Regions from separate parts of the Homo sapiens genome. Here region 2 is linked to region 1. A link is an interaction called in ENCODE POLR2A ChIA-PET data of the cell type or tissue named here. Cell type or tissue: K562. All regions are shown on one strand. Links, peaks and the distances in the headings refer to the core of each region. The heading gives the core; the rest is flanking DNA.

What was found. Peaks named below come from ENCODE experiments on the same cell type or tissue, not always from the same donor. Only the 100,000 strongest peaks of a DNase experiment are listed, where the experiment ranks them.
Region 2: POLR2A ChIA-PET joins it to region 1 with 5 read pairs; 1 of 35 experiments calls an interaction of 5 or more read pairs at or near these places.

The regions. Positions count from the first base shown.
Region 1 is chr21:42,923,143-42,927,526 of GRCh38, reverse strand. ERVH48-1 (endogenous retrovirus group 48 member 1, envelope) reads left to right here and starts at 1,897. Exons shown (of 2, transcript NM_001308491.2): 1 at 1,897-2,181. RefSeq lists enhancers at 719-1,240, 1,241-1,762. In K562, for the core only: a CTCF peak has its summit at 3,514; DNase peaks (open chromatin) are centred at 1,766 and 3,426.
Region 2 is chr21:43,609,559-43,613,942 of GRCh38, reverse strand. HSF2BP (heat shock transcription factor 2 binding protein) reads left to right here. Exons shown (of 9, transcript NM_007031.2): 7 at 1-113. MIR6070 (microRNA 6070) reads left to right here and starts at 3,954; the gene lies at 3,954-4,056. In K562, for the core only: a CTCF peak has its summit at 1,904 (motif pointing left); a DNase peak (open chromatin) is centred at 1,922; H3K27me3 peaks cover 450 bases.

The sequences.
Region 1 (4,384 bases), core at 241-4,240:
GGCACACGCCCTCGGGTCCTCCTGAGGCTGTCACAGGCGCGTCTGTAAACTCGGCAAAATAAACTTTCCACATTGGCTGAGAGGTGTCTTGGAAGCTTTGGGCTCACACACTGGCTGCCTGTGTCAGTCCCCCAGCGAGGCACAGCCGTCCCCAGCTTGTCTATAACCCCAGATTTGTCCCGCCCACAGTATTCCCTAGGTGAAAAGATAGCCCAGAGCGTTCTGTGCTCTGCTAGGCTTGCACAGAGAGACCTGAGCTCGGGACTTCACTCGTGCCCTCCACCCATGCCCAGCGCAATTGTTTAGCCATGTAGTCCCTGAATACCTGCTTCACTCATTACAATCACGTTTCTAAATTTGTGGAATTTGTGATACAAAGAACAAGCCAATAAATCGCTTATGTATTTTAATGTAAATTGTTGGCGAGGAATTTAGCAACTGCCTCTTTTTTCCTTTAAAAATCCACTTGTTGGCCGGGCGCGGTGACTCACGCCTGTAATCCCAGCACTTCGGCAGGAGAGGCGGGCGGATCACGAGGTCAGGAAATTGAGACCCTCCTGGCTAACACAGTGAAACCCCGTCTCTACTAAAAATACAAAAAAATTAGCCGGGCGTGGTGGCGGGTGCCTGTAGTCCCAGCTACTCGGGAGGCTGAGGCAGGAGAATGGCGGGAACCCGGGAGGCGGAGCTTGCAGTGAGCCGAGATCGCGCCACTGCACTCCAGCCTGGGCGACAGAGCGAGACTCCGTCTCAAAAAAAAAAAAAAAAAAAAAAACCAAGAAACAAAAAACAAAAAACCCACTTGTGGGCAGGTGCGGATGGCTCATGCCTATAATTTCAGCTCTTTGGGAGGCCAAGGCAGGCCAGATCATTTGAGGTCATTTGAGGTCATTTGAGGTCAGGAGTTTGAGACCAGCCTGGCCAACATGGCTAAACCCCATCTCTACCAAAAAAAAAAAAAAAAAAAAAAAAAAAAAAATTAGCTGGGCGTGATGGCGTGCACATGTAATCCCAGGTACTCAGGAGGCTGAGGCAGGACAATCGCTTGAACCCGGGAGATGGAGGTTGCACTGAGCCAAGATGGCACCACTGCAGTCCAGCCTGGGCAATAGAGTTAGACTCTGTCTCAGAATTAAAAAAAAAAATCCCACTTGAGGCCAGGCACAATGGCTCACGCCTGTAATCCCAGCGCTTTGGGAGGCCGAGGCAGATGGGTTACTTGAGGCCAGGAGTTTGATGCCATTTTGGGTGCGGATGTGGAAAATCTGAGACAGGTTTTTTTTTTTGAGATGGAGGCTCGCTCTGTCGTCCAGGCTGGAGTGCGGTGGCGCGATCTCCGCTCACTGCAAGCTCTGCCTCCCGGGTTCAGGCCATTCTCCTGGCTCAGCCTCCCAAGTAGCTGGGACTACAGGCGCCTGCAACCATGCCCGGCTAATTTTTTGTATTTTTAGTAGAGACGGGGTTTCACCGTGTTAGCCAGGACGGTCTCGATCTCCTGACCTCGTGATCTGCCCGCCTGGGCCTCCCAAAGTGCTGGGATTACAGGTGTGAGCCACCGTGCCCGGCTGAGACAGGTCTCTTGTTAATTTAGAAAGTTTATTTTGCCAAGGTTGGGCAGGGACCTGTGACACCGCCTCAGGAAGTCCTGATTGAAAGATTCTCCCAGGGGCCTGAAAGCTTGAGGGAATGAGTAACTCCTCCTCCTCAGGCCCAGTCCCAACGCTCAAACTTGCACCAGCAGCAAGATAGCAGAGGCAGGAAAAGAGCTGGCTGGAAGACACATACTCTCTGAAGATCAAGGGGGAGGCCGTCCGCGTACTACATAGCAGTCACGTCAGGCTGGGACAATTCCTGTTTACAGAGAACTATAAAAGCCCTGCCCCCTCCTCACTTGGGGCTGATGCCATTCTAGGCCTCAGTCTGTCTGCATCCAGGTGCTTATTAAAACAGTGTGTTGCTCCACACCGCCTCGTGTTGTCTGTTGGCGCGCTCTCCGGGTTCCAACCAATGCAAGAGCCTTGGGGCTGGCCCTGAAACCTGCGAGGGGCTTCCGTCCACGTCCCCAGTGGACCTACCACCCCTCCATCTGGGAAAGCAGGCCACAGCAGCCGGACAAAGGAAGCTCCTCAGCCTCTAGTCGCCTCTCTGTGCATGCACATCGGTCACTGATCTCGCCTACTGGTAAGTTTCCTGGGAGCCCGGTTAACAGGGAAAAATCCGCACGGCCTCTCTTGGTTTCTCCAGCCCCAAAATCCAACATGGGTCCAAGAAGGCTATGGCATGGCCGGGCGTGGTGGTTCACGCCCGTAATCCCAGCACTTTGGGAGGCCAAGGCCGTTGGATTCACGAGATCAGGAGTTCGAGACCAGCCTGGTCAACATGGTGAAACTCCGTCTCTACTAAAAATACAAAAATTAGCTGGGCACAGTGGCAGGCCCCTGTAATCCCAGCTACTCGGGAGGCTGAGGCAGGAGGATCGCTTGAACCCGGGAGGTGGAGGTTGCAGTGAGCAGAGATCGCGCCACTGCACTCTAGCCTGGGTAACAGAGCAAGACTCTGTCTCAAAAAAAAAAAAAAATGCTAAGGTGTGTGCCAGGCACTCGCTGATCATCTGGTCTTAGGGGGACTCTAAGCCAGTTGATCCCATTCTGGGAATGAAAAAGGCAGCGGTGACAAACGCTCCTTTTATCGTCTCCCTCCGGCTGTCCAGGACGGTCTGCTTTTCCCGTTCTCCTGAGCCTACCCTCCATTATGGAAAATTCCCAGTCTTCCATTCCAAAGGACAGCCCTCTAGGCTGCCTCATGAAAAACCTGCAAACCTTAGACCTCAGGCGAGATATCCCTCTAAGCACCTTGTTCTTTTTTTGCAATTCAGTCTGGCCACAGTACAAATTGGACAGTGGGTCCAAATGGGCCACAAATGGAACATACGACTTTACAATTTTAACTGACTTAAGCAATTATTGCTGACGGCTGGAAAAATGGGGAGAAATTCCTTATATCCAGGCCTTGTTCACACTCAGATTACAACCTGGCCTCTGCTCTTGCTCACCTGTTCAAATCCTCCCCCTCCATTCTCGCCGCCCTGATCGCCGTTCTCCTCCCGACCCTAACTCTTTTTCCTTGTTGGATCCAGCCAACTGCTGTCCACCCCTTCCAGCCCCTGCCTCTTCCTCTCAACCGTCTTCTTTAACCCCCTAAGCCTCCTCTTTGTCTTCCCAGCCAGCACTGCCTCCAAGAGTATCCACTTCTTTTCCTACACCATCCTCTCCTCAGGACAATTCTTGCACTGCCTGTACCCATTCTCCTCCCCCACCGCTCTCTCCTGAGGCCTGTAAACCCACCCCGCCACCTTCCGCTCCTATCTATCCTCTGCTGCCTATTAACTCAACCCTCCTTCCCCCTTCAAACCCTCAGCAGGAACCACTTCCGGCTTTTCTTTCTTTCCCGCCTATACTCATTCAGGCATTGCTTTTGGCCCATGCCCCACCCTTACTTCAGCGTCTGTGCTAGAATGCCCCCTTCGGGAAGTAGCAGGAACTGAAGATCTTATTAGAGTTCATGTTCCCTTCTCCCTCACTGATCGCTCTTGAATTCACAAAAGACTCGGTTTATTTCCAGAATACCCTGCCTCTTATATTAGAGAGTTTCAGTACCTCACCCAGTCTTATGAACTAACTTGGCATGACCTCTACGTTATCCTCTCTTCCACGCTCACCCCAGAAGACTGGGACCGTATCTGGACCCTAGCTCAGGCACATGCTGATACAATTCATCACCAAGCTGCCGCCCAGCCTGCTGGCACAGAGGCAGTCCCCAGCCAGGACCCCCACTGGGATTATCAAGATGGGGCCTTTGGATGCTGCCATCGAGACCACATGATTGTGTGTCTCCTTGCAGGACTCAAAAAGTGTGCCCATAAAGCGGTAAACTATGAAAAACTTTTAGAAATCACCCAAGGTCCTGACGAAAACCCAGCCCTTTTTCCTCTCTTGTTTAATGGAAGCCATGAGAAAATATACCAACCTAGACCCAGCCAGCCCAGAAGGAACCACTATCTTAAGCCTTCGGTTCATCTCCCAACCCATCCCTGATATCCAGCTCAAGCTTCAGAAGCTTGACGATGGCCCTCAAACCCCACAACGAGACCTTCTCAATTTAGCCCTCAAAGCCTTTAATAATTGTGATGAAGAAAGTGAAAGGCAAAAACAGGCAGAGTTTCGAATGCTTGCCTCCGCCATCGGGAGGCCCTGCAGGCCCACGGGGCCGCAGCTCCACACGGGAGCCTCCTAGCAAGCCACCTGCACCTGGCGTCTGTTTCAAGTGTGGCAATGAAGGCCACCGGTCCAGGCAATGCCCAAACCCAGGTAAGCCCCCCAGGCCG
Region 2 (4,384 bases), core at 272-4,271, 690 kb before region 1:
GCTGCTATAGCATGTGGTCGTGAATTCTTGGTTAATTCAAGCCGGGTGCTCTTGGACACCATATTGCAGCTTCTGGGAGACTTGAAGCCAGGACAGTGTACCAAACTCAAAGTGTATGGTGGATAATGTTAAAAAGTTAATTCTATTTACATATTAATTAGACTGTGCTGATTGGGCCTCTCTTCAAGTAAACACAGTTAATTTTGGTGGTAGTTTTAAAAACTAGAAGAAATAAATTCCTGGAGAAGTTAAGGGCGTGCACTGTCTCTTAAATAGCATTTTAGAAAATAAATTTAAGGAAGGAATGTTCTCACCTTAGAGCAATCAGTGAGTCCCAGTATTATCACATGGTACTTCATGGGTATGTCAAAATGAATTTAAATAGGTATCTGTCTTCCAGCTACTAAAATCTGTATTTGTTTTCTATTTTTATGTAACAAATTATCACCAACTTGGTGGCTAAAACAACACCATTTATTATTTCATAGTTTGGCAAGTCAGAAGTCTGAGTGGGTTTGAGAGGTTCTCTGCATAGGTCAAAAGTGAGGTGTTTTCCAGGGTGGGATCTTTTCAGAGAATCTAGGGGAGGAATCTGCTTCTGGGCACTTTGAAGTGGCTGGTAGAGTCCAGTGTCTTGGTTTCTAGGAGCGAGTTCCCTGTTTCCCAGCTGGCTGGTCAGCTGTGGGTCAGCTGCTGAGGCAGCTTGCATTGCTTCTCACAGGGACCCCATCTTCAAGCCACAGTCGCTCATTGAATCCTTCCCACGTTTCCAGTCTCTGAGACTTCCTCTTCTGCTACCAGCAAGATGAAACTCTCTCTGCTTTTATTCTTTTGTTAAAAAGTTTACTTCAAGAAGGCAAAAACTCTGCTTCTTATAGATTTGTGTGTTTAGATGAGGCATACCTGGATAAACTCCTTTTGATTAACTCTTGAGTCAGCTGGTTAGTAACCTTAATTACATCTACAGAATCCTCTTTTCCAGGCAATGACATAATCAGCGTGTGATAATTTATAGTCCCAGAGATTAGGGCAGGAAATCTTGGGGAGAGGGGCAGTGTAGGATTCTGCCACTCACACTGTTCGTTCTGAGTGTTGCCTTTGACTTCTTAGAGCATCTTTATTTTTTAATTATTTTTTTAAAGAGACCGAGTCTCTACAGACCTTGCCTAGGCTGGCCTCAAACTCCTAGGCGTTCAAATAATCCTTCCACCTCAGCCTCCTGAGTAGCTGGGACTACAGGCATGTGCCACCATCCCCTGCTGTGGAGCACTTTTTTTTTTTTTTTTTTTTTTGAGACGGAGTCTTGCTCTGTCACCCGGGCTGGAGTGCAGTGGCGTGATCTCGGCTCACTGCAAGCTCCGCCTCCCGGGTTCACACCATTCTCCTGCCTCAGCCTTCCAAGTAGCTGGGACTACAGGCGCCCGCCACCACGCCCAGCTAATTTTTTGTATTTTTAGTAGAGACGGGGTTTCACCGTGTTAGCCAGGATGGTCTCAATCTCCTGACCTCGTGATCCACCCGCCTTGGCCTCCCAAAGTGCTGGGATTACAGGCGTGAGCCCCTGCGCCCGGCCTAGCACTTTTAAAAAGTAAGAGCTTCTGTAAAGTCTGTGCCAGGTGCTTCCAACACCTGTGTCATCCTGGCCTCGGTGTCTCTTGATTGTTTTTTCCCATGAGAGTTGAGATTTTCCTGTTTCTTCATATGCCAAGTAATTTTGGATTTATCCTGGACATTTACGTGATCACTGGTCTTGTTTAAATCCTTGGGAAATGCTGGTGTTTATATTTTCACAGGCAGTCAACCCCTTTGGGTCAGATTCCAGCCAGCCTTTTCTCTGTTTGGTTTCAGTGTGTCGTCCTGTTTTCAGAGTCTTTACAGTGCTATTGGAACTGCCCCTCGTGAGTGCCGCCCAGTGGCCAGTCTGAGACCTGGGTGGTCTGGATCTTAGGTTCAGAGTCTTTCAGATACTGTTTATGATCAGATCCACACAGGCACAACTTGGGATGAGGCCAGGAATTTATAAACAACTTTTTGGGGTCACTTTTCTGAGCTGTTAACTCTCTGGGTACACTTTAGTTACCTGGGACTGCCTTTTTCAGTCCCCCACCTGGAATGCTGGGGCTTCATATACCCTGCTGTGTCCAAGTGCCTGCAACTCTGCCCTCATCCCGCCCTGCGGCAGGAGTTGAGAAGCTCTTAGAGCTTTCAGGTGTAAGGAAAAAATTCCTTTCCCCCAGAGTTTGAGTTACCTGGGGGATGTCCCCACTGCTACCGTGCTTGGTTGCTGGCAGGAGACCCCTTTCCCACTCCTTGAGCCTCACTAGAGACCTTCTCCTGGTGCTCTCTGTGTGGCTCAGGGCTACTTTTGGGTTTTGGAGCTCCCTCGAGTCCAGGCCAGGGACACTAAAGGAAAAAGTGGTAAACTCTCTGCTGGTTTAGTGGTTCTTAAAATTTTGATCTTCTTCCCCTATCTGCCTGCTACTGTTTACTTTTCAGAGTCCTCAAATAGCTGCTTCATGTATTCTCTTTGGAATTTATAGCTGCATTCAGTGGAAGCGAGACTGGAGGGTGTGTTCAGGCCATCTTATCCAGAACCAAGCTTTCTAGTCCATTTTAATATTTTGTGCTAACAAATATCTATACATACATAATACATATAATACAGTGTAACATATATGCAAAAAAAATTTTTTTTTTGAGACAGAGTCTTGCTTTGTAACCCAGGCTGGAGCACAGTGGTATGAACATGGCTCACTGCAGCCTCGACCTCTTAGGCTTAAGTTATCCTCCCAGCTCAGCCTTCTGAGCAGCTGGGACCGTCAGTGCATGCCACCATGCCTGGCTAATTGTTAAATTTTAAAAATTTTTTTGTAGAGACGGGGTCTCTCCATGTTGCCCAGGCTGGCATAGATGGTTTTGTTTGGGGGTATAATTTTACAAATTGCTTGTGGATCTAGTTCATTCCTTTTAAGTACCTTGCATCAAAGGAGATGTAATATTTGGATTATCCTTCCCTGACTGATGGGCATTTAAGTTACTTTCGGGTTTTACTTGACAAATATAATGCCGTAGTGAGCATCCTTGATAAACTCTTTGCTAACCTGTCTGAGAGTTCTCCAGGAGTTTTCCCAGAGGAAATATTTGAGAAGTAGTACATGGACATTTTCAATTTGATAAGATACTGCCAAATTGGTCACCATAGTGTACATTTCTACCTGCACCATGTCAGTGTTCGTGTTTCCCACGTCCTTGTCAGCACTTTGCTATTTATTATATTCCTCTAAAGAGAAAAAATATATGTGTATATGGAGAGAGAGGTGCCGGGGGAAGAGGGGGAGAGACAGGGTCTTGCTGTGTTACCCAGGCTGGAGTGCAGTGGTGCAATCACGGCTCACTGCAGCCGCGACCTCTGGGGCTCAAGTGATCCTCCCATCCCAGCCTCCCAAGTAACTGGGGTCCCAGCTACTCTGCACGCCACCATGCGCAGCTAATTTTTTTTTTTTTTTTGGTATTTTTTGTAGAGACAGGGTCTCACCTTGTTGCCCAGGCTTGTCTCAAACTCCTAAGCTCAAGTGATCCACCTGCCTCAGCCTCCCAGAATGTTGGGATTACAGCGTGAGCCACTGGACCTGGCCTTAAAGAGTATTTTTATCATCCACCTATCATCTGTCTGTCTTTGTCCTTCTCTCCCTTCCTTCAGATTTAGATTGCCAGTGAGGTTGAGGCTCTTCACATGTTTGTACCATTCCAGTTTTTCCTTTGAGTCACCTGTCTGTGTCTTGTGCCCACTTTCCTGTTGGGCTGCATTTTTCTTAGTGATCTGCTGTAGGTCTTTGTGTGTTCTGGATACTAATCCATTGCCTCTTTTGCTTCTGTGGTCTGTACAAGGTCCATATTTATGGGCCAGCTAAAGTCCCCCTTCAACTTCCAAGGCAAAGCTGTGTGTGAGGGCTGGGTCACTTCTAGCCTCTCCGGTTCCAGTCCCTGGAGCTCTGTGCCTTTGGGTCCTGGTGAGCTCTTGTTGATTGCAGTGGGAGATGGGGAGAATTGCCTTCAGAGCCATTCACTGACTTTCTTGGCAGTCTTCCATTTGGCCACTGAGCAAAGCCGCGTGTTTACCCTCTATCCTGACTCGGGATCTCAGCATGCACCAGCCTGAGAGGGGCCTTCCCCCTGGGATCTTTGGCTGCCTTCCAACATGCTCATGGCTTGTTCCGTCTCACCACATCTCCAAGGCACTCTTCTCCCCTCTTTTCACCTCCCCCACTTCACTAACGCCCACCCTTGAGTCCTCTGGAGCCCCAAGACCTTTCTCATACTATAAATCAGCCTCTTTTCTTCCTGGCCTCCCCCTGCCTTGTGTATAGCTTGCCTCTCTCTGGGG